2 separate regions of the Homo sapiens genome follow, and region 2 is linked to region 1. A link is an interaction called in ENCODE POLR2A ChIA-PET data of the cell type or tissue named here. Cell type or tissue: PC-9. All regions are shown on one strand. Each heading gives the region's core, and the rest is flanking DNA. Links, peaks and the distances in the headings are about the cores only.

What was found. ChIA-PET counts read pairs that join two places held together with the same protein. Peaks named below come from ENCODE experiments on the same cell type or tissue, not always from the same donor. Only the 100,000 strongest peaks of a DNase experiment are listed, where the experiment ranks them.
Region 2: POLR2A ChIA-PET joins it to region 1 with 18 read pairs; 3 of 35 experiments call an interaction of 5 or more read pairs at or near these places.

What each region holds. Positions count from the first base shown.
Region 1 is chr7:108,458,821-108,474,298 of GRCh38, forward strand. It overlaps PNPLA8 (patatin like domain 8, phospholipase A2), which reads right to left. Exons shown (of 11, transcript NM_001256007.3): 11 at 11,597-13,855. The coding sequence ends at 13,581. Among named protein-coding and RNA genes, the nearest start is that of NRCAM, 10 kb to the left of the region's middle. In PC-9, for the core only: no CTCF peak of the experiment used is centred there; no DNase peak of the experiment used is centred there.
Region 2 is chr7:108,350,551-108,366,028 of GRCh38, forward strand. The region is part of intron 2 of NRCAM (neuronal cell adhesion molecule); the gene reads right to left. Among named protein-coding and RNA genes, the nearest start is that of NRCAM, 98 kb to the right of the region's middle. In PC-9, for the core only: no CTCF peak of the experiment used is centred there; a DNase peak (open chromatin) is centred at 8,221; H3K27ac peaks cover 545 bases.

The sequences.
Region 1 (15,478 bases), core at 7,479-15,478:
TTTTTATGTGAGTGATGATTTCTCAGGTATAGTTTCCCTTACCTTTACAGGTAGAGTAACAATACTTAATACATAAGGTTATTGTAAGAAAGCACTGGACAGTATCTAGGACATAATAGGTGCTCAGCAAATTCTAGTTTAAGCAGTAATTATTTGATAAGATGTCTGTAATGTAAATACATGCTTGAATAAAAAGTACAAAGCCAGAAGAGAAAAAGCTCTGGAGAAGATAGGAACCACAGTGATAGTACAAAACAAAAACTAAAATTAAGTAATTTGGGGCTGGGTACGGTGGCTCATGCCTGTAATCTCAGCACTTTGGGAGGCTGAGGTGGGTGGATCACCTGAGGTCAGAGTTCGAGACCAGCCTGGCCAACATGGTGAAACCCTGTCTCTACTAAAAATACAAGAGTTAGCCACACGTGGTGGTGTGTGCCTGTAATCCCAGCTACTGGGGAGGCTGAGGCAGGAGAATCACTTGAACCCAGGAGGCAGAGGTTGCAGTGAACCGAGATCACACCACTACACTTCAGCCTGGGCGGCAGAGTGAGACTCCGTCTCAAAAAACAGAAAGTAATTTTGATACTACATAATAATTGTAATAATATAAAATTATTATATAGTTCTGATTTCCAGCTTATTACTTCAACTGCACTGCAGCTCTACATTGCTGGGGATTCATCTCCTGAGGGAATGAGCAACAGGAAGAACAAACTGAGGCTTCAAGAGGAGCTGAAATGAAGGGAGTATGGGAGGTGGGGATAGAAAAATGTTCTACAATTAGAAAGATGGCGGTGTGGGCAAATAGACTTTCTAATGCAGTCTGTTTGATCTGCTTGGTGATGCATGAGGCAGTCTGATTTGGCTGCACTTTGCTGGTGATACCCACAACTTGCCTCCTTACCCTAACTGCTGCTATCCCTTTCCCATCCCTAAGCCTTATCCTCTCCCTATTACCAAGCCTCACTCCATCTTCAAACCCAGCTGAGGACTGGGAATAAGGTCTGTGTCCTCATCATGTGATAATAATAGAATCATTATTATTATTTTCATTTATTAACTCATTTATTCTGACAAAAATTCCATTCAGTAGGCACTATTATCATTCCCCTTTTAGAAAATAAGGCAAAAAAAAGTTAAGTAACTTGCAGAGGTCACACAGTTTATCTGCAGAGATGGGATTCAAGCCCCGCATTATAACTCCAAAGTTAAGTCTTAACCAGTCATTGTGCCATGCTGTCTATCAATGACAACACACCAAAAGTTTCATTGTTTTCATAGACACATCAGAATGTCACTGTGTTAAAACAGCTACATCAGAAAGTCATGGAGCCCCCCAGTGGTACCTGCAGTGAATATGTTTTAGCCTTTCTCTTTTCCTCTACTTCTGCAGTCCTGTCTCTTTTTCTCAGAGTTCTCCCTCCCCTCTTTTCCTCTTCCACTTTTTTTTTTTTTAACGCCTTGCCTTATTTTCCATCTCAATTTTCTTAATCCACATCCATGCTGCAGGCCTCCCAGGGGAGGCAGTACCATTGGTCCTGTCCTCAAATCTAATGTTAAATTCAGCAAAACCTAACATGGACCCAGCAATGCTAGTAATGAGCCTGTTGCCTTGCTATAAAATGAAAGAATTGGACTAAGTGAGCACAGAAATTCTTTTTCAGCTGTGTCATTTTTTTTGATTCTGGTGGTAACCAAGAGCATTTTTTTCGGCTCCTCTAGTAAAACACAGATAAAACCTGGCTGAATTCTGGTAAGAATGACTGAAGCACTAAAAAAAAAAAAAAAGAAAGAAAAGAAAAAAAAAGTTCCTGTCATAATATAACAGGTTTTTTGCTAGAAGAATGGCTTATACCAGTGTCATCATTATCTTAATATAATAGGTTAGGCTGGGCAACGTGCATTAGATTTCTGACAGGCATGTGAGAAATGTAGGTATTTTTGTTTGTTTGTTTTTTGAGACAGCGTCCCACTCTGTCCCCCAGGCTTAAGTGCAGTGGCGTGATCTCGGCTCACTGCAACCTCCGCCTTCTGGGTTTAAGTGATCCTCCTGTCTCAGCTTCCCGAGTAGCTGCAAATGTAGTAATTTTTAAAGCCTTTCTGTTTGAAAGGGTATTATAACCCAATATTGTCCAAAAGCATAGTTGTTATAATGGGAGGCTTTCTAAACTGGTTCCCAGTGACATTCTCCTCCTGGTATTCTTCCTTATGTGAAATCTCCTCCCCTTGAGACCAGACCTACTGACTCCATTCTAACTATCAGAATATGGCAAATGTAGTGGGATGTCACTTCTTCTATTGGATTACAAATCACTCTGGTTTCTGTCTTGCTGTCTTGCTCTTTTGCTTGCTTGCCTGCTGCCCTGTTGTAAGCTGCCATATGGAGAGGAGAGGTTCTCATGACAAGGAACTGAGGAGATCCTGTGGCCAACAGCCTGTGAGGAACTGAGGTTCTCAGTCCATCAGCCCAAAAGCATCTGAATCTTGCCACAGCTATGTGAATGAACTCGAAAGCAGATATGGTGCTGGATAAAGTAGCAACTGTAGGACAGACGAGACATCGGTATGACTTGACCAAAGTTAACCTCAGCAGCTCTTAGCTCCATACCCCAGGGTCACACTGAGCTCCTAGAGCCAGGCCTGGGTTCACCCTTCACTGTACTCTACCAAGAGCTGGTCCTTTTTCCTCTTGGAAAAGTTCTCGCTGGCCCATACCTCTTGCAGACTCACAGTGGGTGATTTATTACTCACTATGGATTAGGATATGTGCCTATGTATTTGTAATATATAAATAATAGGATGTGCAGTTTCATATGTCACCTGATCAGTAAGCAATGGAAAGTTTCCACAGATGCAAAACACCAATTGCTCTCCCATGCTTCTCCTCACCATCTGCCACACCGCCACAGAATTCTATTTGCCACTCTGGTGCCATTTGGGCACGTGTCAGAACCCAGAAATTTGAAACCCATTCCTTGCCTGATGCTTAGCAACACAGCATCCCTACACCTATTGAAAATATGTAATGCTCAAGCAATTGGAGGAAAATGTGACCTTAGTGGCTGCTATATGTGGATTTCTCCTCCACTTATGAGTCACTAAGACCTTCTGCTTGGCTCAACCCACCCCCATGCTTGGGGAACCAAGTTGGAAAGAGGAGGAACATTTTCAGCGATAATAACCATGTTCCTGTAGCCAATTTCTCCATCTGTTCCTACAGTTTCTGTCTACAAGAATGTACAAAGGTTCTGCTGCATAGATTTAAGACTAGCCAAGGTCAGTGTGCAATCAGCCATTGCAGATGAGGTCATCAAGGACAGGGAATTGCAGCTCTGGAAAACAGATGCTGAGAAACACGCTGATATGTGCCCTTCATGTCTGGCTTAAGGGGGAAACAGACAACAGGTACAATGAAGACGAATTCACTGTGGAGGGAAGAAAGGAAGCGGCTTCAGAAATAATACTCGAGTATAAATGAATGATTTACTCAAAAGCTTTCTTATTTGGCTGTTTTGTTGCATTTTAAAACAGAAAAGCGATCTTAGATTAGTGCACACTGACATTCTACTGTTTATGTTTTAAGCATCAATTTAAATTTTACTTTAAGTTTTTCAATATATTTTTGAAATTGTGGTAAAATACACATAACAAAAAATCTTCCATCTTGGCCGGGCCTGGTGGCTCACGCCTGTAATACCAGCACTTTGGGAGGCTGAGGCGGGTGGATCACGAAGTCAGGTGTTTGAGACCAGCCTGACCAACATGGTGAAACCCCATCTCTACTAAAAATACAAAAATTAGCCAGGTGTGGTGGTGTGTGCCTGTAATCCCAGCTACTCAGGAGGCTGAGGCAGGAGAATCGCTTGAACCCAGGAGGCAGAGGTTGCAGTGAGCCCAGCTCGCGCCACTGCACTCCAGCCCGGGCAATAGACTGAGACTCTGTCTCAAAAAAAAAAAAACAAAAAAAAAACTTCCATCTTAACCATTTGTAAGTGTACAGTTTAGTAGTGTTGAGTATATTCACATTGTTATGCAACCATCACTACCTTTTATCTCTAGGATTCTTTTTATCTTGTGAAATTGAAACTCTATACCCACTAAACAACAAACTCCACATTCCCCTTTTCCTTCAGGCTCTAGTAACTACCAATCTACTTTCTTTCTCCATGGATTTGACTACTCTAAGTCCCTCATATAAGTGGAATCATACTGTATTTGTCTTTTTGTGACTAGTTTATTTCGCTTAGCATGATGTCCTCAAGGTTCATCCATGTTGTTGCATGTGTCAGAATTTCCTTTCTATTTAATAATATACTATTGTACATATCTATCACACTTTGTTTATCCATTCATCTGTTGATGGACACTTAATTGCTTTCACCTTTTGGCTCTCATGAATAATGCTGCTATGAACATGGGGTTATGAATATCTTTCTGAGATCCTGCTTTCAATTTTTGGGGATATATATTCAAGGTGAGATTGCTAGATCATATGGTTATTCTCATTTTTTTAAGAAAACTATTGTTTTCCATAGTGGCTGCACCATTTTACATTGCACACCAACTCTGCACAAGGGTTCCAAATTCTCCACATCCTTGCCAACACTTAATATTTTGTTTTGTTTTTGGAGAGTAGCCATCCTAATAGATGCAAGGTATTAAAATATTTTTAAATGTCAAAAATTCACAAGATACAAGCAAATTCAGTATTTTAGAAAGTCCTGCTCTACCCTGGACCCTGTGCTTTAAGAAAGCCCTGTTCTGACTCTCCTAGAGGTTATGCTACCATCTCCTCCTTCTAGAACATATCTGGGTACCTAGGATCCAAGAATTCTGTTGGGACTTGCAAAAGCCCCTTCCCCACATAACAGACAGTGGGCTGCTCTGCTGGTATACACAACAGAAAGCCTCAGAGACAGCTGATGCAAAGGTGTGGGGGTGGTTTGCAGGATGTTGATATAACTTGCTTGTGGGTTGGAAAGTTCACCCAAGGTTACTTGAAGCCTTTGAAGGCTCAGGACTAAGTCGGGTGGGCCACGGGCTGGGTGTTTCCATGTCACCACATTCTACCACAGAATTCTAAAGAGTCTAAGAATTCTAAATTCAAACCTGGACTTCCAGGTCTTTAAGATTATATGTTTGTCAAGGTAAGACAGAAAATATACCTTTTAAATATTTAACTCAAAACTTGTTACCTCCCATGGGCTCTGATGAGGGACTTTAGAGAAACTAAATGCAAAACTGGACAACAATAAAACCCATTTTGTTCCATTTGTGTCATGGTTTGAATGGTCCCCCAAACTTCACGTATTAGAAATAATTCCCAATGCAATGGGAGAGGGGTGCTAATAAGGGGTATCTAGGTCATGAGGGCTCTGCCCTCATAAGTGAATGTAGTTATGGTGAGAGTAAGTTTGTTATAGCCCAATGAAAAGATTCCATCTGACAAAATGAAGATTCCAGATTAGAAGGAATCCTATGCAGCCATAAAAAAGAATGAGATCATGTCTTTTGCGGGAACGTGGATGGAGCTGGAGGCTATTATCCTTAGCAAACTAATGCAGGAACAGAAAACCAAATACCACATGTTATCACGTATAAGTGGGAGCTAAATGATGAGAACTTATGAACACAAAGACAGAAACAACAGACACTGGGGTCTACTTGATGGGGGAGGGTGGGAGGAGGGAGAGGAGCAGAAAAGATAGTTACTGGGTACTGGGCTTAATACCTGGGTGATGAAATAATCTGTACAACAAACCCATCTGCTATAGAATTAGCAGATATTGGTCAAAAAGATTTCTCAAAGCTCACTTTCGGACAAAAGAATCCTTTTATTCTGTGCCTGGAAGGCCCATACTGAGTCCCTGTCAAGATACAAGACATGCAAACGGTATGAACGAAGTTTACCTTAGCATTAGGTGAAAGGAAATGTGCAATTTCTATTGTTTAGAAAGTCTCCCAACTCACACTGAGGAGAATGGTCCCAGTTGTGATTCTACTTACCAGCACAAGGGAGAAGCCCCATTTGATATCTTAAAAAGAAATTCTTTCAAAAAGTACATTTTAAAGCATTTTCATTTCTCCCATCTCCCTATAATTGCGTAAGGCAGATGACTCAGTTAAGCCTAACTTAAGAAAAATATTAAGGACTTATAATGTATCTATAATAGCAGCACGCTACAAGCTGTGAGGTATTTCTAAGCAGCATATGGCAAGTTGAGTTGGGAATGCATAATATAATTAGATAAAAACAAAGAAAACTATGCAATTTCAATTATTTACTGCCCAATGAGGACTTTTCCTCCTTTTGCTCTCAAACTTCAGAAAAAAGCAAATACAATAGTTTCAGGTACATGTTTTAATATTGAAATTGTGACTTTTGCAGGTGTTTTCAAATGATTGCAAGGCTTAACATTCTGGTGCATACAAGATACTTTTTTTTTTTTAAGTAACTCTTTGGTTGTGAAAATTACTCAAAAGAGGGTTGGAGTTGAGCTCTTATTCTCACTTGAGCTTGATTATGCTTGTGATGAACCAACCAGATGTAGCAGTTCTTCCTGGACACTATTGCAGACACATACCAGATTAGGACACAGCTACTTTCCCATGCTCAAAAAATTAGAATGGTAAAAACCTATATTACAAAATTCTATACTATCTAAACTTCATCAAAACCTTTGAAGTATGTATATTCTTGTAATACTCCATATGCATATGAAAATCAGATATTTGCATTATATACTAACATAGTCTAAAGTTTCACCACTTCTACCATTTTTCAGTGTCAGCTTTGGGCATTTTTTTTTCACATAATTCAACACAGGAAATGGAAGTATAAGGGCATGTTTAGATGTGTATGGATTAATTGCCTCCTGATACCAAACATGTTCATTCAAAACTAGCAAAATAACAGCACCTGTGATTTATAAAACTGTGGTTTCAATGATTAAAAAATAGAAAAAAAATTGTAGTTTTAAATAACTCTTAATTCTACTGGCATTATTTTCAAAAATCTGTGTTCTTAAGACCAAATCTGAAAGACAGAGTGCGGTAGAAATTACACTGGCTTTGTTTACCTTTTTCAATTTGAAAAATTTTGATTAAGAATTCCCTAGAGTGTTCATATGTTACCGTAAATACAAAAGCACAATGACTGTTCTCCTAGTACACTTTCAAAAATGTGGTCCAAATGTACAAAACAGAATGAAAGACACTTGCTTTTTCAAGATTACTACAGGTGAATGTGTATTCATATAGATGACACATATCTTGCCACAAAACGTTTAGTGGCTTCTTTTTTTCCTTTTTAGCATTTTGTCGCTTGGCCAAGGTATGGGCTATTTTTAATTGCATTCACGTTCTTTTTAAAATTACTTTGATAGCCAATTTAATTAAAATACTACATTAAATACTTTTCTAGACCAAGGTATGTTGGGCATACTATGCACTATAAGATGATATAACCTTCTTTTCTTCTCAGATAATTGGACAGAATTTTGGATTGCTGTTAACCACTTTATCTTTTACAAACATAGTCAGTGGTAGTGTATGCCATAAGAAAGAGTGCTACCCTATTCACAGTAGCAAAGACACGGAATCAACTTAAATGCCTACCAATGACAGATTGGATAAAGAAAAATGTGGTACATATACACTATGGAATACTATGCAGCCTAAAAAAGAACGAGATCATGTCTTTTGAGGGAACATGGATGGAGCTGGAGGCTATTATCCTTACCAAACTAATGCAGGAACAGAAAACCAAATACCATGCTATCACTTATAAGTGGGAGCTAAATGATGAGAACTTATGAACACAAAGAAGGAAACAACAGACACTTAGAGTCTACCTGATGGGGAAGGGTGGGAGGAGGGAGAGGAAGAGAAAAGATAAATTATTGGGTACTGGCCTTAATACCTGGGTGATGAAATAATCTGTACAAGAAAACCATGTGACATGAGTTAGCTATGTAACAAAGCCTTCAAATGCACCCCCACACCTAAAAGTTACAAAAAAAGAGCACTACCAAGTAGCACTTGTTAACTATTTTATATTCTATTAGATGGGTACATTTATCTTGGTTTGATCTTTGAAAATTGCCTAAGTAGTACACATCAATTATTTAAATGTGATGTAGATTAGATGACAATATCTGAAAGGATATTAAAGTGTTTGTAATTCTAGATAATTTTGTAAAGATTGCTATATAGACATGTTAATGATGTGGTTTATAATTTCCCATTGATATTGAGAAAGCAGTCAAGAAATATGACTTTTCTCGCTATCATCTCAGTGTTACTATATAAAATAGGAATAATGATGATACCTGCCTTGTAAGGTTGTTGTGAAGATTAAATGGCAATAAATGTTAGCTACAGCTATTACTGGAACATTCAACCATTTTGGACCATATAACCTGTTCCTATTCAATCAGACTGAAGTCCTTAAAATACCATCTCAAAATTTATATTGTTCAGGGGCAAGGAATGAATCTATAAGAATGTTAAAGATTTTTATCACGAAGATAAGTCAACGTTACAGTCAATACTTTATTTTTATCAAAATAATTAATTATCCAAGCTAATAATGCATATCTGTGAAGTGTAATGAATTTCAATCCACTCGCATCAAGCTGAATAAAGGTTACAATAAACAAAGCAATCAGTGTGACTTCTGAGAGAGACATTTATCAAACCTTGGACCAACACAGCCAACGGTTTAGCCTAGGGACATCTGTACTCTATGAATCTTTTTTGGATGGTACATAGCTCCTGCCAGGAACAGAACAAACTGTTTTTTTAATGTGATCCCCTCCTTCCTATTTCCTAGTCATGGAAGAGTAATTGCCATAGATTTGCTCCAAAAAAGTGAGATTAAGTGAACAGTTTGATTGTATTTAAACTTGGCAAAAAAAAAAAAAAAAGGAGGAGGACCAATGAATGCAAAAATAATTCCAGTTGGGATTGAACTGGAATGGAATTTTACAAATGGTTTATGCACCCTGACTGGGCAAAGTATACCTTTAATTTGTTGTGGAAGAAATTCATTACTTGCATTTTGTGGATGAGTAGCTCAGAGTTTCTAAAAGGGAGAAATGTTGGTATTTTGGGTGGAAGAATTATTCATGAGGGGCTGTCCAATGCCCATTGCATCCCGTAACATTTATTATCTGTCTCCTGGAGTACTTAATGCTGGCGATTCCCCCAGACAATCTCGCTTCTCCCCACTCCCAGATTTGCAAACCTTCCAAGACCACTGTGTTAATAAATGAAGAGATAAAGAGAAGTATTCACATAATTTGATGTTGTAATAATTGTTTTTCCAAAAAAAAAAAAAAAAACCCTCTGAAGTTATGAAGACTGAGAGGACATTTACTGAGACAAGTACATTTCTCCACTGATTAAACCCCAGATTTCACAGATTCAGTTTAGTAAACTAGATTTGAAGTCACTTCACAACATTCCAGGAAAGACATTCCGGGAAAGAGAGACAGGAAGAGTTGTGGCTAAGACAATGGACTGGTCCTAGCTCTATCGCTCTCTAGCTGTAATTATCTTGGGCCACTTTTTCTAACAAAGGGATAATACTGCTATTCACCTTGTAGGCTTATTGTGACAATTTAACGTAACCTGCTGAGCTCAGTTCCTGGTACTCAGCAAGCACTCAAGTGTTAGCTATGTTCTAGTCACAATACTGGCACAGACACTTGTGAAATATTCAAAAGTGTGACTAGGACCATTTCTAGGGCATAGCGGGTTAGGTACAATTCTGAGCTTCAAACTTCAGAGGTCCTAGCTACCCCACTAATCAGCAGCTCAGCTGTTACTAGTTGCTGGGGGGAAAAAGCTCAGAGGGAGCCCCTCCCTCCTACCACCAAAACAAAGTTGTGAGATTCCCCTTTATGCCCTCAGACTGCATACTTTTGTGACTCCCTTTCCCCTCAAAAGATTCCTTTCAGGCCGGGCGCAGTGGCTCACGCCTGTAATCCCAGCACTTTGGGAGGCTGAGGCAGGCGGATCACCTGAGGTCGGGAGTTCGAGACCAGCCTGACCAACATGGAGAAACCCCGTTTCTATTAAAAATACAAAAAAATTAGCCGGGCATAGTGGTGCAAAGTACTCGGAATCCTAGCTACTTGGAAGGCTGAGGCAGGAGTATCGCTTGAATTCGGGAGGTGGAGGTTTCAGTGAGCCGAGATCGTGCCATTGCACTCCAGCCTGGGCGAGAAGAGCAAAACTCCTTCTCAAGAAAAAAAAAAATGTGGTTTAGGAAGAAGTAGTGCACAGTGTAGTTATAACCCAGGCTGGGCTCTCTCTACCCTCTAGGGGAAATCCCATCTAGCTCAAATGCCTCTAGGGACAACTCTATCTGAAGTACTTTTTTTTTTTTTTTTTTTTTTGAGACTATGTCCCACTCTGTCGCCCAGGCTGGAGTGCAGTGGTGCGTGGTGCTATTTTGGATCACTGCAACCTCCGCCTCTCCGGTTCAAGCAATTCTCCTGCCTCAGCTTCCCGAGTAGCTGGGATTACAGGAGCGTGCCCAACTAATTTTTTTTTTTTTTTTTTTTGAGACGGAGTTTTGCTCTTTTTGCCCAGGCTGCAGTGCAATAGCATGATCTCAGCTCACTGCAGTCTCTGCCTCCCAGGTTCCAAGCGATTCTCCTGCATCAGCATCCTGAGTAGCTGGGATTATAGGCACCCACCACCACACCTAGCTAATTTTTTTTGTATTTTTAGTAGAGATGGAGTTTCACCATGTTGGTCAGGCTGGTCTCAAACTCCTGATCTCAGGTGATCCACCCGCCTCGGTCTCCCAAGATGCTGGGATTACAGGCGTGAGCCACCGTGCCCGGCCTAATTTTTGTATTTTTAGTAGAGATGAGGTTTCACCATGTTGGTCAGGCTGGTCTTGAACTCCTGACCTCAAGTGATCCACCTGCCTGGGCCTCCAAAAGTGCTGGGATTACAGGTGTGAGCCACTGTCCCTGGCCATGAAGTACTATTTTAATAAAGAATAGTATCTGCAACAAGAATGGAACTGAAATATTACCAGTACACCATTTACTATTGAAATAAGACTTCTGAGACACTCAGGAAAACCTGAGCATTAAAACAATTTTTATTCTATATTTAAAAAATAAGAGTTGAGGAATTTATTACATTTATAAAATAGACCATTCCTCCTCTTTGCCTTTTTGAAAAGGGCAAATATTTTACCTGTATAAGACTGAAAATTCATTTTCACATCTGTTTCTATTGCCATCTTGTATTATTTGCAGAATTTACTTTTTGGGTTCCTTTGGATAAAGCAAGCACTGGCCTTGTTATAAAATGAGGGTTATCTCAGGTGAATTACAGTTCTTCAGATAACCAGTTTCAAGTACAAATGAGGACAAGAATGGCTGAAAACTGGTGCACCACACAACTGGGTTTGCCTTTTGTTTGAGAGTGAAAAGAGCTAAAGAAATAGGGATGGTAGGTGCCATGCTACGTGGTTTATATTAGGTGTCAGTAAAAAAAGAACTGAGTTGTATATATGGGAAACTTCAAAAAAAAAAAAAAAAAAAAAAGAAAGAAAGAAAGAAGCCATGGCCAGAGTTCACTTGTGTAATGTATTATTTAAGAAAGAAATAAGCCAAGCACAAATAAGGGACATACTTAACTTCAGCTGTAAAACAGATGAACTACATCAGTTTAGGACTAGAGTGACCTTATGATGAGGTGCAAATATGTAAATATGCATAAATATTACTTTATTGTGCTTGAAATTTGCTTTATTACGAAGAATTCCCAGAAATATTCTGATTTCCAATTATTTGTTTTTTTCTTGCATTTACAAGTTGTTCTTAGTTGCATGTTATTATGTATTATTTGTGGTCTGAAAGAACTATATTATCTTTAGAAATCATTGGTAGTTTCCTATTTTATACTATGTCTAAAGTTTATATAATTCGGATGTTAGAAAATTTTACAGCTACCTTTCCTCATTTTACAAATGAGATATGCAAAGCCTACAGACATTTGCCTTCCTCAAGGTAACAAACAGAAGGGTTCTTGCAGCAAAGGCAGGATTAGCATCCAGACTCTCGACTCCACTCTTTGAACCACATCTCACAGCCTCTGTGAATTGATATTGCAAAGAAGCAATATGACTATCTGGGCAACAGGGTCTAGCTTTAGTTTGTATGTCTAAAACAAGGGGCGCTAACCTTTGTTTCATTTTTCTTAAGAAATCAAAACATTCCATGTAAGGATTTATGTGACAAATAGATACAATAAAGATGAGTTTGTTTGGCATGAACAATGTTCCATGTAAGTGCATCTTACCAACTTCCATGAAATCCAGACAGTTCAAAGGAGTTAATAAGGTAAAACAAGCCTAACTTCTTCTTTTTTTTTTTTTTTTTTTTGAGATGGAGTCTCGCTGTGTCGCCTAGGCTGGAGTGCACTGGCGCTATTTGGCTCACTGCAACCTCCGTCTCTCAGGTTCAAGCCATTCTCCTGCCTTAGCCTCCCGAGTAGCTGGGACTATAGGTGTGCACCACCATGCCGGGCTAATGTTTGTATTTTTATTAGAGACGAGGTTTCACCGTGTTGGCCAGGCTGGTCTTGGACTCCTGACGTCAGGTGATCTGCCTGCCTCGGCCTCCCAAAGTGCTGGGATTACAGGTGTGAGCTACTGCGCCAGGCAACTAACTTCTTATTTTTAAGCATACTGCTGCCAGGTGTATTCAAAGGCTAAAGGGGAGCTACATTATGAACAAAAATTAATTTTAAAATGACATTAGCCTTTTAACAACAGATTATTTAAATAGTTTATTTTTGTTAATGATAGGAATATCTCCTCAGTAAGTTCAAACCATTTTATAACAGGGAAGAATAAGCTAGTGTTAGATCTGGAAAAGTTAATATAGCATTATCTTGAAATTTCAGGGGTAAAAAGTGGTTGACTGGAACTTCACCTTTTTTAACCAAACAATGTTAAAATAAACATATCTGAATAGAAAACTGTATCTGGTTCTTTTTTATGTCAAATGTAAAATACTTTAATAGAGAAAATTCCATTTTTCTGCATCTATTTAGATGATATTACAATAAAAGGCAGTGTGGATTGGAGAACATAGCTAGTGAGAATATTAGGTAATGTAAATTTAAGAAGAAATTAGCTTTTCCATATGAAATAAAATCAATGATCACATAAATTCAACATGATTATGAGGACTAAAGTAAAAATACACAGTACAATATAGCTTTCGGTTTCTTGTTCGGCACATATATTAATATATTTTCAAACATCAAACAATATAACACCAATATCTACTAAAATCTACTAGCACAGTAAGGGTTACTAAAGCTTAGCTAATTATTAACATCTTAAAAGCCTAGTTCCCATATGAATTCTGTAACCAAGAATATTCTCTGTGCTATGCAAGCTGGTTGAAGCACCGTCTTTTTCAGGATTCTCCAGAATTCATACGTATTTCAAAGTTAACTCATGTCGAACCCCACAATTCCTTATTGAATGTGGTTGATCTTCTAAACAGACCTTCATTTATGAGAACATAAGCATATACTCATCACAATTTTGAAAAGAATGGAAGTCCTTCATACATATCAGTTTTTAATTTTATCCAATCATTAATTTTCTGCAGAGTTGTTTTTTCTTGACTTAATATTTTTGCAACTTTTTTCATTTTTTGTTCATTTCTTTCTATGTATTTCAACCCTTCCAACTGCAGCTGATCCAGCTTTTCATTTCGACTTTCATCTAGAGGTATGTTTTCACACATTACAGGATTGAATCTAAAATAGGTGTCAGGAGGTAACAGGCCATCAAGCATTATATGGACTTCTGTTAAAGCAAAAAAGAAAAGGATAAGGGGATAAGAAAAGAGGGGATAAAGTGAGCAATGAACTGTTAATTTGTCTTTATTTAAAATTAACTTCTTTTTAGGCACATTACAAAGATTCACTAATTTCATTATTCAAACTGACAGTAGAAGTAATCCATAATAATGGGTAAAACTATAAGATAAAATTCATCTTCCAAAATACATTATTCTGTGAAATTAGTATACTTCTTCTATTCTCTCTGTGCTTTTGGTCATACTGTTCACCACTGCTGAAATGCCCTTTCCAACTTTCCTTTTTTTTGGGATCAACTTCATTGACATATCATTTACATCCAGTGCAACTCACCAATTTTAACTGTATAGTTTGACAAGTTTTGACAAATGTATACACTTGTGTAAGCACAACAATAATCATGACATAGCCATTTCCATCACTGTAAAAAGTTCCTTTAAGCCTCTTTATAGTTGGTGCCCACTTTCCCTTTCCTAGAATTTCATACAAACAGAATCAAAAGTATCTACCTTCTTTTATGGACAAAATACTTTTGAGATTCATCCATGTTGTAGCATATATCAATAGTTCCTTTCTTTTCATTGCTAAATGGTGTTCCATTGTATAGATACAACACAATTTGTTCTCTGCAGTTCTGGTCTGGCTCTCTTCAGTTTTTAGCTACTAGAAATAACCCGATTATAAACATTTACACATAAGTCTTCATGTGCATATGATTGCATTTCCCTTGGGCAAAAACCTAGGAATAAAATTGCTGGTTCATATGGTAAAGGGTATGCTTATTTTAAAAAAAACCTGCCACACTGTCTTCCATTTTTGTATTCCAACCACTAATATATTAGAGTTCTCACTGCTCTACATCTTTGCCCAAAGTTAGTATGTCAAGTCTTAAGTTTTGCATTATAGAGGTAGTGGTATCTTGTGGTTTAATTTTTATTTCCCTAATGACTAATTATGTTGAGAAGGTTTTCATGTACTTATTAGTCATTTGTATATCTTCTTTAATGAAGTGTCTGTTTAAATCTTTTGCCCAGTTTTTTCACTGAATTGCTGTGTCCTATATATATGACAGTGGTGCAATCATGGCTCACCGCAACCTCGAACTCCTGGGCTCAAGTGATCCTCCTGCCTCAGCCTCCCAAGTAGCTGGGACTACAGGTGTGTGCCACCATGCCCAGATAGTTTTTTATTTTTCTGTAGAGATGGGATCTCACTATATTGACCAGGCTGGTCTCAAACTTCTGGGCTCAACCGATCCACCCAAAGTGCTGGGATTACAGGTGTGAACCACCATACCCAGCCTATTATTTTATATATATATACATACATATGTTATATGAGAATTCTCTATATATTTTGAACTTGATTATATATTATACCTCATGATGGGTCAGATGCATGTTTTATCAATATTTTAGTGTATGACTTGCCTTTTCATTTTATAAAAAGTACCTTTTAAAGAGCAGAATTTGTAATTTGAAGTCTAATTTATCTCTTTCTTTCCTTTCTGATTCATATTTTCTATGTCCTATCTAAAAAAATCTTTACCCAAGGTCATTAAGATTTTCTCCAGCATATTCTTCTATATGTTTTATAGTTTCAGCTCTTA
Region 2 (15,478 bases), core at 3,519-11,518, 110 kb before region 1:
AAGCTTGCAGTAGGATTGGTTACCAGTTGCCCACAGTGGTTACCTTTCATTATTTTGCCCTGACTGTCTTTCTTTATTTTTTGTCTCACATACCCACTCCCCTGTTGGTGCCTCCAAAAAAAATTACTTGCACTCAAATGCTCATCTCAGAGTTTGTTTTGGGGATAATCCACCTTAACTTATTGTTTTTCTTTTTTTTCTTCTTCTTTCTTTCCTTCTATCTTTTTAAATGATTTAACATATTTGAAATCAGAATCAATTTCCAGTAGACAGCTTGTCATAATTTAGTTGGCAGCATCTTTCTTTTCATGATCTTACATAAATTTGGGTACTTGTTGATTGGGATCCCCAATAGTATATATGTTATATACACAAGTTTGTCTGTTTCATTCTTAATTCTTGGGAATGTCCCTCATATGCTGAACAGAGCCTAGCACAGAATAGTTGCTTTATAAAAATATTTGATTGAATGTGGAATTGAGGGGTGCTACGATTTGAATATGTTCCCCAAAGTTCATGTGTTGGAACCTAATCCCCAATGCAACACTGCTGACAAGTGGGACCTTAAAGAGCTAATTATGTGACTAGATTAGTGATATTATCTTGGGAGTGGGATTCTGATAAAGGGATGAGTTTGGCCCCCCTCCTCTCTCTTGCCCTTCTGCCTTCTGCCAGGGGATAACACAGAAAGAAGGCCTTTACCAGATGCAGGCCCCTTGACCTTGGACTTCCTAGGCTCCAAACCTGTAAGTCTTTGTTCTTTATAAATTACCCAGTCTCAGGTATTCTATTATAGCAACACAAAATGGTCTAAGAAAAGGTGATAGTATCACCTCTCTTCAACAGCCACAACTTACTCCCCAGAGACATGGGTCATGGAGGTCCCTTACAGAACAGACTAGCTTCATCACCAAACTCTGGAGGGCCAGGAGGCAACACTGGTAGATGCAAGAAGCAACAGCACTATTGGACTGATTGGATCAGGGCTCTCTCCACTGAGTATAAGATTTGGGATAGGCTTTGGGATTGGAGAACCTAAAATGTCATATTTATTTCACTGTCTTTTTGACAACTCAGGAGAAGGAGGGCTGAACCCATGGAGGGAGATACTGGACTTACTGCTAAGATGACAGCCTTAAATAATTAACTAGAGATTTATTAAGATGAAACAAGAATTGTAACTCATGATTGTAGAGCAGGTCATATTGACCACTTTTTTTTTTTAAGTAAGCTGGCTAAGGATATTTTTGAAACATGATGAAATACACATTTAACAAAAGAAAATATTTGTCTTTTTGCATTTCCAGTGCAAACACTACAGTGCAATTATGTTGTTTGTACAGACCCATTAGTCATCCATAGCAAGGCTACTAAAAGACAATCTCACAGAATGCAGAGACATCTGTGCTGTTGCCCTGAGAGTGCCTTAGGGCCTTGGGGACCCCTCTCAAAGCAGAGATGAAAAGACCACTCACTCCCTGACTGCAGAGTCCTTAATGCCTGAGTAGCACTAACAACAAAGCCACCATTATACAAAGTATTATTATTATTTTAAGAATATTCCTTCCTCTAAGAATTGACCTGAGATGACTTATTTCTACACAGCTCATCAAAAGCTTACAAATTTAGGTTGCCAGTCAAAATTGTGTATTTTGCTAACTTGGAATGCAAGATATTGCATCCTATTGGCAAGTCCCTGGAGTCCACCAGTCCATTAAAATAATGAGGGTTGTAATGTTTCCCCAGCAATATTAAGAGCATCTTAATTACTTAATCTCCAGTGAGTGGCATACACATAATTTTTATGCATAATCTAATCAAAGAGCTACTGAACAGTGTTCTGTGTTTAAGTCAAAGAACATTTTCCTTCAAAAGTGAGATTTGGTTGGCCAATATCAGAACTACTAAAGAAAGTAAATACGGAGTATCAGGTCTGCCTGGATGCTGGAAAGGTTGCTCTGCCTGTGTTTTTGTAAATTGATTTACAATTCTATGGAGGAAAAAGATTTTTTCAAATAACATTCTTGGGAATTGCTATAAAAAATAACCACATACAGAAATGTTTTTTACTTATTTTGTAAAATTGTTACGACAATGTTTTACTTGACAAATATCAACAGAATAATGGTGGTTAATTTTTCCTGAAAATCAACTTTCATTCCCACTTGGGGGAAAAAAATCTGTTCCTTCCTTAAACATCCTCATTTCAGTCAATAGCATGACCCAGTTGTTTGAACCATAAAGCTAAGAGTCCTGAATTGTTCTCTTTTCCCCAAACCATTTATCTACAGTAGCCACAAATAGCTATAAAATATAAGTTTAAAAAAACCCTAACACTCACCAATACCTCTAATTCATCAGTAAATCTCATTGATTATGCCTCAAAATATATTCCAAACCTATTCATTTCTCTCTAAGCCTGCATGCCACTTTACACCAAGCCACTATTTTTTTCCCACACATGTATTTTTTTAAATTATACGAGTGACATGTGCTCATTGTAAAAAAAAAAAAAAAATCCAAACATTACAGAAATACCTCTCTTCCCATGGCCAACCCTGATCATACTTCTCAGAGATAATTCTTCTTGTTTCTTGTCTTGAACATCATAACAACCTCCTAGCTGCTTCCAGTGCTGTGTTGGCCTTCTGTATCCTTTTCTACACTGAGCACCAGAATGATGTCTTTAAAATATAAACCAGGTTATGCCACTTCCATTTTAGAATCCTAAATCCTGTCACTGATGTATTTTTCTTCTTCTTTCTTCTTTCTTCCTTCTTTCTTCTTCTTTCCTTTTTTAATTATTTTTATTTTTATTTTGAGACAGGGTCTCACTCTGTCACCCAGGCTGGAATGCAGTGGTGTGATTGTGATCCTCCCACCTTAGACTCCTGGAGTAGTTAGAGCTACAGGCATGTGCCACCACACCCAGATAATTTTAAATTTTTTTTAGAGAGACGGGCTCTCATTATGTTGCCTAGGCTGGTCTTGAACTCCTGGGCTCAAGCAATCTTCCCGCTTCAACCTTCTGAAGTGCAGGGATTACAGGCATGAACCACTGCACCTGGCCTTCCATTTTCTTCTGTATGATTTATTGTCTGTTCCTTGCTACTAGAATAAAGTCTTCATGAAAAGAAAGACCTCTTCTTATTTTATGCTATGTCCCCAGCTCTTAGAACACATGGCAGGTGTACAATTATTTGTTGAAAGAATAAATGAATACATGAATGAGTTTTCCACCATGTGCTAGGCATTGTGCAAAGCACTTTACAAGCAATGTTGCTTTTGATCTCTAGCAACTTCATGAGACCAGGACCATTATAATCTCCATTGCACAGAGGAACATTGGGTTCATACACTAGTAAGTGGTAAGTACAACCACTCCACATGAGTCCAAGTGTGATGTTGGATTGGTCGTTTAATGTTTTAAAGTTTTAGTTTTCTCTCTCTAGTTATCACATACATGTCCTTCCCAATTTCTTATATAAATCAGAGAATCCTTGAAAATAAATCACAGAATCATCCAGCCACCAGTTACCTTAGCCCTTAAGTCTAGCTCCCAATTCCACTATATATGAATTATCCAACAAGGAAATATCCAACAATGCAAAAATGTATAAATATAAATAGGATTTCCAAGAAATATATAAATGGTTTAACATTACAAAATATACTAAAGCAATTCACCATACAAAAGAATTAAAGGGGAACAACTACATGCTCCTTCATTAAATACTCATTCGAAGTGACTACTCATTATCTTAGCCTAATAAAAGACATTTATCAAAAACTTACAGTAAACATCCCAGTTTAGAGTGACATGTTAAAATCAAGAACAGGAAAAGGATGCCCATTATCACTACTTCTACTCAACTAAAGGCAGGTAAGATAAAAGGAATTAAAGGTAGAAATAATGAAATTAAGAGGCAGTCAAAACCATAAATATTCAGACATTATGATTAGCTGCAAAGAAAACTCAAGAGCATCTATAGACATATAGATAGAATTCATAGAGATTTAGCAATTATGCTGGATAAGAACAACATTTAAAAAGCAATTTCAGGCTGGGCGTGGTGGCTCATGCCTGTAATCCCAGCACTTTGGGAGGCCAAGGTGGGTGGATCACCTGAGGTCAGGAGTTCCAGACCAGCCTGACCAACATGGAGAAACCCCGTCTTTATTAAAAGTACACAATTAGCTGGGCGTGGTGGTGGGTGCCTATAATCCCAGCTACTCGGGAGGCAGAGGCAGGAGAATCGCTTGAACCCAGGAGGCAGAGGTTGCAGTGAGCTGAGATCATGCCACTGCACTCCAGCCTGGGCAACAAGAGCGAAACTCTGTCTCAAAAAAAAAAAAGCAATTTCACTTCTGTATATCACTAACAAACTGTTATAAATGTAAACTAAAATAATACAACATACAAACTATCCAGGAATAAATATAATGAAAGATGCGCAAACCTATTGTGTAGAAAATTATAAACTTTTATTGAAGGGTTTTAGAGAGCTCTGCTCCTTGATAAGAATTGAAGCCTTATTATCATAAAGATATCAGTTATCTCCAAATTAATCTATAAATTCATTCAATTCCAAAGTCCCATGTAATTTTTCCATGAAATTGGATAAATTGATTCTAAAACACATATTAAAGAGCAAAGGGACCATGGATCTCTAAATGTGCAAATATGATGGAAAGATTAAGAAAAGGTCTGAAAGAACAGATGTGAAATTGAGAATACTTGTTATCCCTGGTGAGGAGCATAAGTTTAAAGAAGACGTGGGCAACAGAAGTGAAGAACTTTTATTTCTTGTCTATGTAATTATGAATTACATTTTTAAAATAATAATAACACATTTACAGATCACCTGAGTAATATACAAAGTACAAGGGGATGAAAGATGCTGTATGATTTATAAAGATATCAGCTAGAAGCCCAAGTACAAAGAGAAAAAATGATGTATACAATAGTACCCCCAGCTTATCCATGTCATCAACTATGGTCTGAAATTATTAAATGGAAAGTTCCAGAAATAATCCATAGGTTTTAAATGGCATGTCATTCTGAGCAACATGATGAAACTCTGTGCTGACCTGCACCATCTCACCTGGCAAATGAGTCTTCCCTTTGTCCACTGTACTGTGCTGTAGGCTCTACCACCATGTTAGTCATTTATATGATCTATTCTTGACATCCAACCATCATCATGACTCCATGATCCAAGATCAGTCAAAGCAGATGATCACCATTCTGAGGTATGGCCAAAAGGGCAATGATAATCTGTGGCTACATCACAATGCCTACGTTACTCACCTCGCTTCATCACATCACGTAGGTATTTTATCAACTCACATCATCACAAGAAGGGTGAATACAGTAATACAGTACAGTAAGATTTTTTTTTTTTTTTTGAGATGGAGTCTCGCTCTGTTGCCCAAGCTGGAGGATGGAGTGTAGTGGCACCATGTCGGCTCATTGCAACCTCTGCCTCCCAGGTTCAAGCGATTCTTCTGCCTCACCCTGCTGAGTAGCTGGGACTACAGGCATGTACCACCACATCTGGCTAATTTTTGTAGTTTTAGTAGAGACAGGGTTTCACCATAGTGGCCAGGCTGGTCTCGAACTCCTGACCTCGTGATCTGCCTGCCTTGGCCTCCCAAAGTGCTGGGATTACAGGCATAAGCCACTGTGCCCAGCCACAATAAGATATTTTAAGAGACAGAAAGACCACATTCACATAATTTTTATTACAGTATGCTGTTATAATTGTTCTATTATTATTAATCTTTTACTGTTCCTAATTTATAAATTAAATCTTACTATAGGTATTTATGAATAGGGTAAAACAGTGTATATAGGGTTCAGTACTATCTGCAGTTTCAGGCATCCACTAGAGGTCTTGGAATGTATTCCCCACAGAGAAGAGGGGGCTACTGTATACCTTTTTTACAAATGTCCCAACAGCAGGATGTTCATGGCTGTGGCCTAACCTAAAAATCTGTTTAACGAGGAGCTATAAAAAAATTGTTCTTTTTTTGAGAGAGAGAAAAAGACTGTTTTTTAAGAAAATAATTATTACAGCCTGCCGAAATACAGCTATGTAGACCAAAGAGGAGCCAGGTGGCTTGACTTATATTAGTTTATAAAAAGCATACACAATGAATTAGAACTCCATAGAGGTTGACGGTACCCAAGTCAGAAGACAATTTTAGCACAGCCTGGAGCTCCTACAGAGCCCTCTGCTATAATGAAGGCATCATTATTTTGTGTTACCCCCAAAATTCATATGTTGAAATCCCAACCCTTAACGTGATGGTTGAGGTGGGCCCAAAGAGATGGGCCCTTTGGGAAGTATTTAGGTCATGAGAGTGGAGCCTTCATGATGGAATTAGTGCCTTCGTAAGAAAAGACAATGGACCACACTTCTTTTCTCTGTATTCTCTGCCATGCAAGGATACAACTAGAAGACCGCTATCTGCAAACCAGGAAGGGGACCCTCACCAGACACAGAATCTGACAGCACCCAGATCTTGGACTTCCCAGCCTTCCAGTCTATGATATTCTATTATAGTAGCCTGAACTAAGACATGATGCAGGAAAAGAAGAGGGCAAAAGTCTCCATTGGGAGCTTTACTTTGCAAACAACATTGTAAGCATAAAGTATGTACTTCATGGGCTTTGGTTTTATTGTCTTTTTTTTAAAGTTCTGTTCAGATTTTCATTATCCCTAAATCATTTCACAACATGAGAGGATTAAAAAGTACTCTTTTGTTAGGTGGGGCCAACTTTTTTTTTTTTTTTTGAGACAAAGTCTCGCTCTTGTCCCCCAGGCTGGGGTGCAATGGCACGATCTCATCTCACTGGAACCTCCACCTCCCGGGTTCAAGCAATTCTGCTTCAGCTTCCCGAGTAGCTGGGATTACAGGTGCCTGCCACCACGACTGGCTCATTTTTGTATTTTTAGTAGAGACAAGGTTTCACCACACTGGCCAGGCTGGTCTTGAACTCCTAACCTCAGGTGATCCACCCACCTCAGCCTCCCAAAATGCTGGGATTACAGGTGTGAGCCACCGGGCCCGGCCAAGTGGGGCCAACATTTTAATGAATGTAAACTCTTCTATCTTTTTGCTGGTCTTAGAGATTCTATTTATATTAGACATGTCATGGGGATGCAGAGTGGAAAGGCTCATTGTTTTCTCTCTCCTATCTTCAGTAAATGCACCTCCATTGGTGATTAAATTAGGCTTAAGTATTTCTAACAAAAACAGTTTCTCTAGTTGGGTTTTCCCCTCCATCTGCTAAGGTGGTCTATTTGGAGAGGGAAAGAATAAAGCTAAAAACATTACTCCTTTGGCCATCAAGGCCTCCCGCTTCACCTTAAATAGACTACATATGGTAGGGAGGGTGGGGAAGCCCTTTCATCCCTACGGATTGGCTTGTCCTGACAATGTGTAAAATCTCAGGGAAGAATCTTGTGATTGAAATCTTCATAAGCCAAAGCTAAAAACCACAAATGTTCCCTTTCCCCTCAAATGGTCTTTAGCTACACTTGCTTTTTAAGGGCTTAAAGCTTCTTGCTGGCTAGCTGGCGGCTCACACCTGTATTTCCAGTACTGTGAGAGGCCAAGGCAGGAGGATCACTCGAGCCCAGGAGTTCAAGAGCAGCCTGGGCAACATGGTGAAACCCCCTCTCTACAAAAAAAAAAAAAAAAAAGGCCTGACAGTGCATGCCTGTAGTCCCAGCTACTCGGGAGGCTAAGGTGGGAGGATTGCTTGAGCCAGGGAGGTCGAGGCTGCAGTGAGCCGTGGTTATACCACTGCACTCTAGCCTGGGTGGCAGAGCAAGACCTTGTCTCAAAACAAAAACCAAAAAACCCCCAAAACTTCCTGCCACTGTCCCAGTATTCCTACGTATTTTTTTTTTTCTTTTTAAAGAGAGGTAGGGAGATGTTGGTGATAGGTTGGTAGGTTTCATACAGAAGCTTCGCCAATGTCAGGTGATGTCTAATGCATTCACACACAGATTCCCATGACTGGTAATGCACAGAGCTCCTCCTGAAAGCTTGCATCTCTGAAGCCTGAGCCAGGCTTTCAAGTACAATAACTGCATAACTGCTGGCGCTCTGCTGCTTCAGCCCCAGCGTATGCCCTGAACACTGTAAGTCACTCCCTCCTGTCAAGGGGAGTTTGTTTACCCTATTAGCAAAACGAACTGAGTACTGCCTCTGGGTATGTGAATGCGGCAGATGTCTGGTCAGGAATTCTGCCTGAGGCCAAAGTCTAAAGGCACTGCCAGATGAGGACATCACAAAACTCCCAGCAGTTAAAGGGCTGTAGCAGGGGAAATGACTTAACAGATTGCATGAAATTGTTTAAGAATCATTCTAGGGGTTGTCATGCTTTTCAGATTTGCATAGATATGTCTATAAGCTCAGGACCTGGCTGACAACCACCAGAGTTATACTCACCTCCTACCATATTTTGTCTAGTTCATTACACCTTTTATCCTAGCCTTACAAGTAGGATGTAGGCTATTTTAGAGTTTTTGAAATGGCTTTCTTTTACCAATATTCCCTCCCCATTGCCCCACACCTTCCAATCCATCAATCTATTCATCCATTCATCCATCCATCCATTTAATCAATGCTTATCTAGGTCCTATGGGAGACAGAAATGAAGCAGATGTAAGTCTTGCCTTTAATGTAACCGAAGTGGGAATCAGATGTTCATAAACAGTGCTTGGCACATTGTGAGCACTATAAACATAGCAACATAGATAATTACAATAAAACTAGGAGAAAGTCAAGAGTCCCATAAAAGAAACACAAAAGCTACCAGGACAGGTGTTTGAGAGAAGGAGGGTGACCTCTGATATGATACTTGAAGGAAGATCATTTTGACACTTGGTGATTGGCAATGGGAGATGGGAAGACATTCCTAACTAAAGAAAAGTGAAAGAAAACACAGAAGTGGAAAAATATGGAACACGTGTGAGAAAGAAAATCTCATTTTTCTGGAACACAGGGCATAGAAGCGAAATAACAAGAGAAACTTGGAAAGGTATCTAGGTCTCAGATTTTCAAAGACCCCTGAATGAACAAGTTAGGGAATTTGAGCTGAAGGCAATGGTTAGCAACCAAAATTTTTTTATTTTCGACCTAAAAAAAATGGAGGTATAATTCCAAACAGAAAAATGTACAGATCTTCAGTGTCCAGTTTGATGAGCTGTGACAAATGTCTGTTACCATGTAGCTCCAATCAAGATATAGAACATTTCTATCACTCTAGAAAATTCCTTCTTGCCTCATTCAAATCTGCTCCCCTCCCATTCTCCAGTGGCAACCGAGGTTCTGAATTTCATTCCTATAGATGAGTTTTGTCTGTTCTTGAACTTCATAACAATGCTATCATATAACATGTGCTCTTGTTTCTAGCTGCTTTCGCTCAACATGGTTTTTAGATTCATCCATGTTCCAGATGTTTTAAGCAGGAAAAATAATATGATTATAACTGTACTTTGGATGATTAATCTGCTCTATTGTATGGAGGCCTTTGAAAATGTAAATGTAATTTCAGCAGCATATTTCAGGGAAGTGGTTATCTGTAGAAATGTACAAAGAGATTGGATTCAGACAATAGTGGAGTAGGTAGAAGGCTACAAATCTAGTCAATTAAACAGAGAAGGAGAAGTGAGAAGGGAAAAAAAAGATCACTATAAACTTACCCTCCCCAGTTAAAATCTCTGCAAGGCCTAGGCTTAATCAGCTGATACTTTCAGCAAGATTAATTAACTGCTGAAAATTAACAGCCCTGAAAAAGAGGCACAGGTACATTCAAATGAAGGAGCAGGAATAAATACAAATGAACATGACCCGGGGTTGCAGGGTGGGGGATATAAGAGAAAAACAGAAATAGCAGACAGATTTCAAAGATTAAAATATTTCTAAGGCTAAAATTCACGTGAAACAAAAGAGACCCAGAATAGCCAAAACAAGTTTGAAAAAGCAGAACAAAGTTGAAGAATTCATACTTCCTAATTTTGAAACTTACTTCAAAGCTGCAGCAGTCAGGACAGTGGACACTGCTGTGAGTAGACATATAAATCCATGAAACAAAATTGAGAGTCTCTAAACAAACCCTTACATTTATGGTCAACTGATTGTTGATAAGGGTGTCAGGACAATTCAATGAAGAAAGAATAGTTTTTTCAACAAATGGTGTTGGGATAAGTGGAAACCTGCATTGCAAAAGAATGAAGTTAGAACCCTACCTCAAGCCACATACAAAAACTAACTCAAACCAGATCACAGACCTAAATATAAAAGCTAAAACCATAAAACTATTAGAAGAAAATATGGATTAGAAAACCATTTTTTATATATGACATCAAAAGTACAAGTGACAAAAGAAAATAACACTCATATTGGGCTTCCTGAAAAGTAAAACCTTTGGCACTTCAAAGGACATCATCATGAAAGTGAAAAGACAGTGCACAGAAAGAGAGAAAATATTTGTATATGGGGCAAAATATATGACTAGAGACCTCACAAAATAATATACACATATGGAAAATAAGCATATGAAAAGGTGCTCAATATCATTTGTTTTTAAGCCATTGAAAATTAAAATAGTAAAATGCAATATACATCTATTAGAATGGCTAAAATTCAAAACATTGACAATTTCAAATGCTGGTGAAGATGACACAGTTTGGCAGTTCCTTACAAAGTTAAACATAGTCTTACCATATATGATGGTTAATTTTATATGTCAGCTTGATTGGGCCATGGAGTGCCCAGATATTTTGCCAAACATTTTTCTGGATATTTTGGGATTAAATTAACATTTAAATCAGTAGTCTGAGTAAAGCCGATCGCCCTCCCTAATGTGGCAGGCTTCATCAATCAACTGAAGGCCTGAATTGAACAAAGAGGCTGACCCTCCCCCAAGTTAGAATTCTTCCTGTCTGACAGTTTTTGAATTGGGACATTGACTTTTTCTGCCTTTGGACTTGAACTGAAACATTGGCTCTTCCTGGGTCTCTAGTTTGCCAGCCTTCAGACCAAAATTACACCATCAGCTCTCCTGGTTCCCACCCTTTAGACTCAGACTAGAACTAAATCATTAGCTCTCCTGGGTCTCCAGCTTTCCAATTCATCCTGCAGATCCTGGGAGCCAGTCTCCACAATTGAGTGAGCCAGCCAAATCTCTTTATTATATATGTAAATGTACGTATATATGTATATGTGGAAATGTATAAGTATTTGCATTATATATGTATATGTATTACATATGTGTATATACGTATATGTATTATATACGTATATATTTATACCTCCTATTGGCCTTACTTCTCTGTAGAGTCCTGACAAACAGAATCATGTAATTCGGCAGTTTTTCTCCCAGGTATTTATTCAATTGAGTTGAAAACGTATGTCAACATAAAAACCTGCATACAAATGTTTATAGCAGCTTTACTCATAATGCCCCAAACTGGAAGCAACCCAGATGTCTTTTAATAGATGTCTTAGTCCGTCCAATCTGCTATAGCAAAATACCACAAGCTGGGTGGCTGATAAACAACAGAAATATATTTCTCACAGTTCTGTAGACTGGAAAGTCCCAGATCAAAGCCTGGCAGATCTGGTGTCTGATGAGGGCTGTCCTTTCACTGTAATCCCAAGTGGAGAAAGGAGTGAGGGATCTTTCTGGGGTCTCTTTTATAAGAGCACTAATCCCATCGTGAGGGCCCTGTGTCATGACCTAATCAGCTCCCAAAGGCCCCACTTCCTAATATCATCACCCTGAGGGTTCAGATTTCAACATATGAATTTTGAGGAACATAAACATTCAGACCATAACAATGGGTGAATGGGTAACCAAATTGCTGTATATCCATAATAGGATATTATTCAGAGATAAAAATGAATGAGCTATCAAGCCTTCAAAAGACAAGGATGAATCTTAACATACAGTTTGTTGGCAAAGCTGTATCCTATTTAGAAATATGGACTAACAATTCAGAAACTCCTATACATATATACTGAAATTGGACAGTTAAGTACATGGTTGGTGGATGGTAGGAGCCAAATTTCTCACTGCTGGAATGGGAGTTTACAGACAAGAAAGGGGAAGAGGCTAGAAAAATCCTTGTGGTAATAGATTTAAGTTGGAGACTTTGATACAAACTCATCCTTAGCCAAATATACAGATGGTTACATATAGGAATATTTATAGATATGTGTATCTACACAGGTTATCATGCATTTCCGTATTTCCTACTTCTGTTTGCTGAAAAAAAACTAGTAGCAGTGAGCACACCTAGTGACCAAATCTTGGTTTCTAACACCATTTACCAATAAAATAAACCAGGGTTCCTTGGAAAAATGACTCATTCTAGAATTGGGGCAGGAAATGTGCAAGATGAGCCTGGAGCATCTTAAGAACTTGCTAAACAAACAAACAAAACTCTAAAACATCAGGATGAGAGAATGCCACAGAGACATGGGAGCCAATTGAAAGAGCTCCCAATGGCCTAACTAGAATAATTTAAGAAATAAGAAAAAGTCAAATTGGATTATAATCCCAAGTATAAAATAAATATCCATGAGTACAAACTGATATAAACAAATGATTAAATAATGAAGAGAGACATATGTTCTGTGAAAAAGAATTTCAAATAATTTATGCAGATACTCCACCCTCAAGGAGGTAGAGTATAACCCACTATTTCCTTTTTTTTTGAGACAGGTTCTCACTCTGTTGCTCAGGCTGGAGTGCAGTGGTGCGCTCATAGTACGACGTTGGCTTCCTGCAACCTCCACCTCCCAGGTTCAACGGATCCTCCCACCTCAGCCTCCCAAGTAGCTGGGACGACAGGCGTGTGCCACCATGCCCAGCCAAATTTTTCGCCATGTTGCCCAGGCTGGTCTCAAACCATGTGCCTGCCTTGGCCTCTCAAAGTTATGGGATTATAGGTGTGAGCCACTGCATCCAGCCCAACCCTCTACTTCTTAAGTGTGAACTGCTCATAGTGACTTCCTTCCAAAGAGTACAGTATGGAAGGATTGGGTAGTCTCTTTACAGTGCAGAAACCTGATAAATACTACCTCAGCCAGGTGATCAAGGCCAACATCAACAGTGATGTCATGTTGATAGTATATATTTTTGATATGATATGATGTGATGAAAATAGCACTCTACCTCTGTGGCCTTAGCCCTAGTCTTATCATGAGAAAGACCTCTGGCAAATCACAATAGAGGGATATCTTACAAAAAATATCTGATCAATTCACCTCAAAACTGTCAAGGTCATCAAAAACAAGGAAAGTCTGAGAAACTGTCACAGCCAAGAGGATCCTAGGGAGACATAACAAATAAAATGTAATATGGTATCCTAGATAGGATCCTGGGACAGAAGAAAAAAACAAGATTAGTAAAAATCTAAGGAAATATGAATAAGTATACAGTTAATAATAATGTATTCATATTGATTCATTAATTATAACAAATATACCAGCCAAATGCAAGACGTTAATAATAGGGGAAACTGGGTGTGGTATTTACGGGAAGTCTCTGTACTATCTTTGTAATTTTTCTATAAATCTATAAATGTTCTAAGAAATAAAATTTAAAAGATGGGCAAAGGATTTGAACAGACGTTTCTTCAAAGAAGATACACAAACGGAAACAAGAACATGAAGACATGCTCAACATCATTAGTCATTAAGAAAATGCAAATGAAAATCACAGTGAGATATCACTTCACATCCATTAAGATAGCTATAATAGAAAAGCTGACAATAGCAAGTGTTGGTGAGAATGTGGAGAAAATGAAACCCTCATACATTGCTAATGGGACTGTAAAATGGTATAGGCACTTTGAAAAACAGTTTGGCAGCTCCTCAAAATATTAAATATAGAGTTACTATATGACCCAGAGATTCCACTCCTATGTATAGACCCGGGAGAACTGAAAGCATATATCCACACAAAAACCTGTCCATTCATGTTCATAGTAGTATTATTTATCATAGACAAAATGTGAAATCAACTCAAATATCCATCTACTGATTAATGAATAAACAAAATGTGGCATATATCCATACAATGACATGTTATCTGGCCATATGGCTGCCACTTTACAACATGGATGAACCTTAAAAACATTACGCTAAGTCAAAAAAAAAAAAGACAGTTAAAAAAGCCATTCCACTCATATGAAATGTCCAAACTAGGCAAATCCACAGAAACATAAGGTAGCTTAGTGGTTGCAGAGGGGTGGGGAAGGGGAGAATGGGGAGTGACTGTGTATGGGAACATAGCTTCTTTTGGAGATGACGAAAGAGTTTTGAAGTCAGATAATGATGATGGTTGCACAACTCAATTGTGCACTTTCAAAGGTGAAATGTATCATATGTGAAATATATCTCAATATAGCTGTTATTAAAAAATAATATAGTGCCAAAGACAGCCAGCCCCTACATTACCCTGAGCTAAAAGCAGTAATTACATACCTACAAGCTCATGGTGCTGGGGAGTATAATCTTTGAAGAGACTTACATACACTGACCTGATAATTTAGCATTTAACATATATATATTTTTAGCATTTAATATACATTATTTTATTTAATCCTTATAGTCGTGCCAAGAGGTAGGTGTTATTACCTACAGTTTAAAGACTAGGAAAGTGAAACAGGCTTAAACCCAAGCTGACTTATTCCAAAGCTAGCTCTAAACCATTACATTTTAATGTATTATAATGATTATATCTCAACCTCTCAAATCTTGTATTTCTCATCAAAGTGTCCTATTTACTCCATAAAATTATCTTCAAAAGTTTTATTTTATTTTTCATTGACAAGTAATAGTTGTATATTTTCATTAAAATGTGATGTTTCAATACATGTATATATTGTAGAATGATAAAATTGGGCTAATCAACATATCCAGCACCTCACATACTTATAATTTCTTTATAGTGAGAACATTTAAAATCTAAGATAATATGAAAAAGGCTTGTAACATATTAATTATTAATTTATTCTTCCTTCTCGTATTCAGACAGATACATATTCAGGATGAAAACCACACAGCTAAAACATACAAACAGCATGCCCTTCTTGGTTCCACATAAGAAAACCTGAATACAGAGGCTGTGAACAAAAGGATGCTAAAAAAGATTTACAATTGCTTCAAATTTAAATACTTTTCCAATTCAGAGGTGACTTAATTTTATTTTGTAAAAATATGCCTTTTTGGTTATTTGTGGGATTTTTTTGGGGCCCCAAATTGTGCTTTTTATTATTGGATATTTAAGTAACATGTAAAGGCTTTAGGTATTGCTGTGGTCTGAATGCATCTCTCAAAATTCATATGTTAAAACTTTATCACCAATATGATAGCGTTATGAGCGGAGGCCTTTAAGAGTAATTTAATCATCAGGGCAGAGCTCTCATGGAGGAGACTGGGGCCCTCA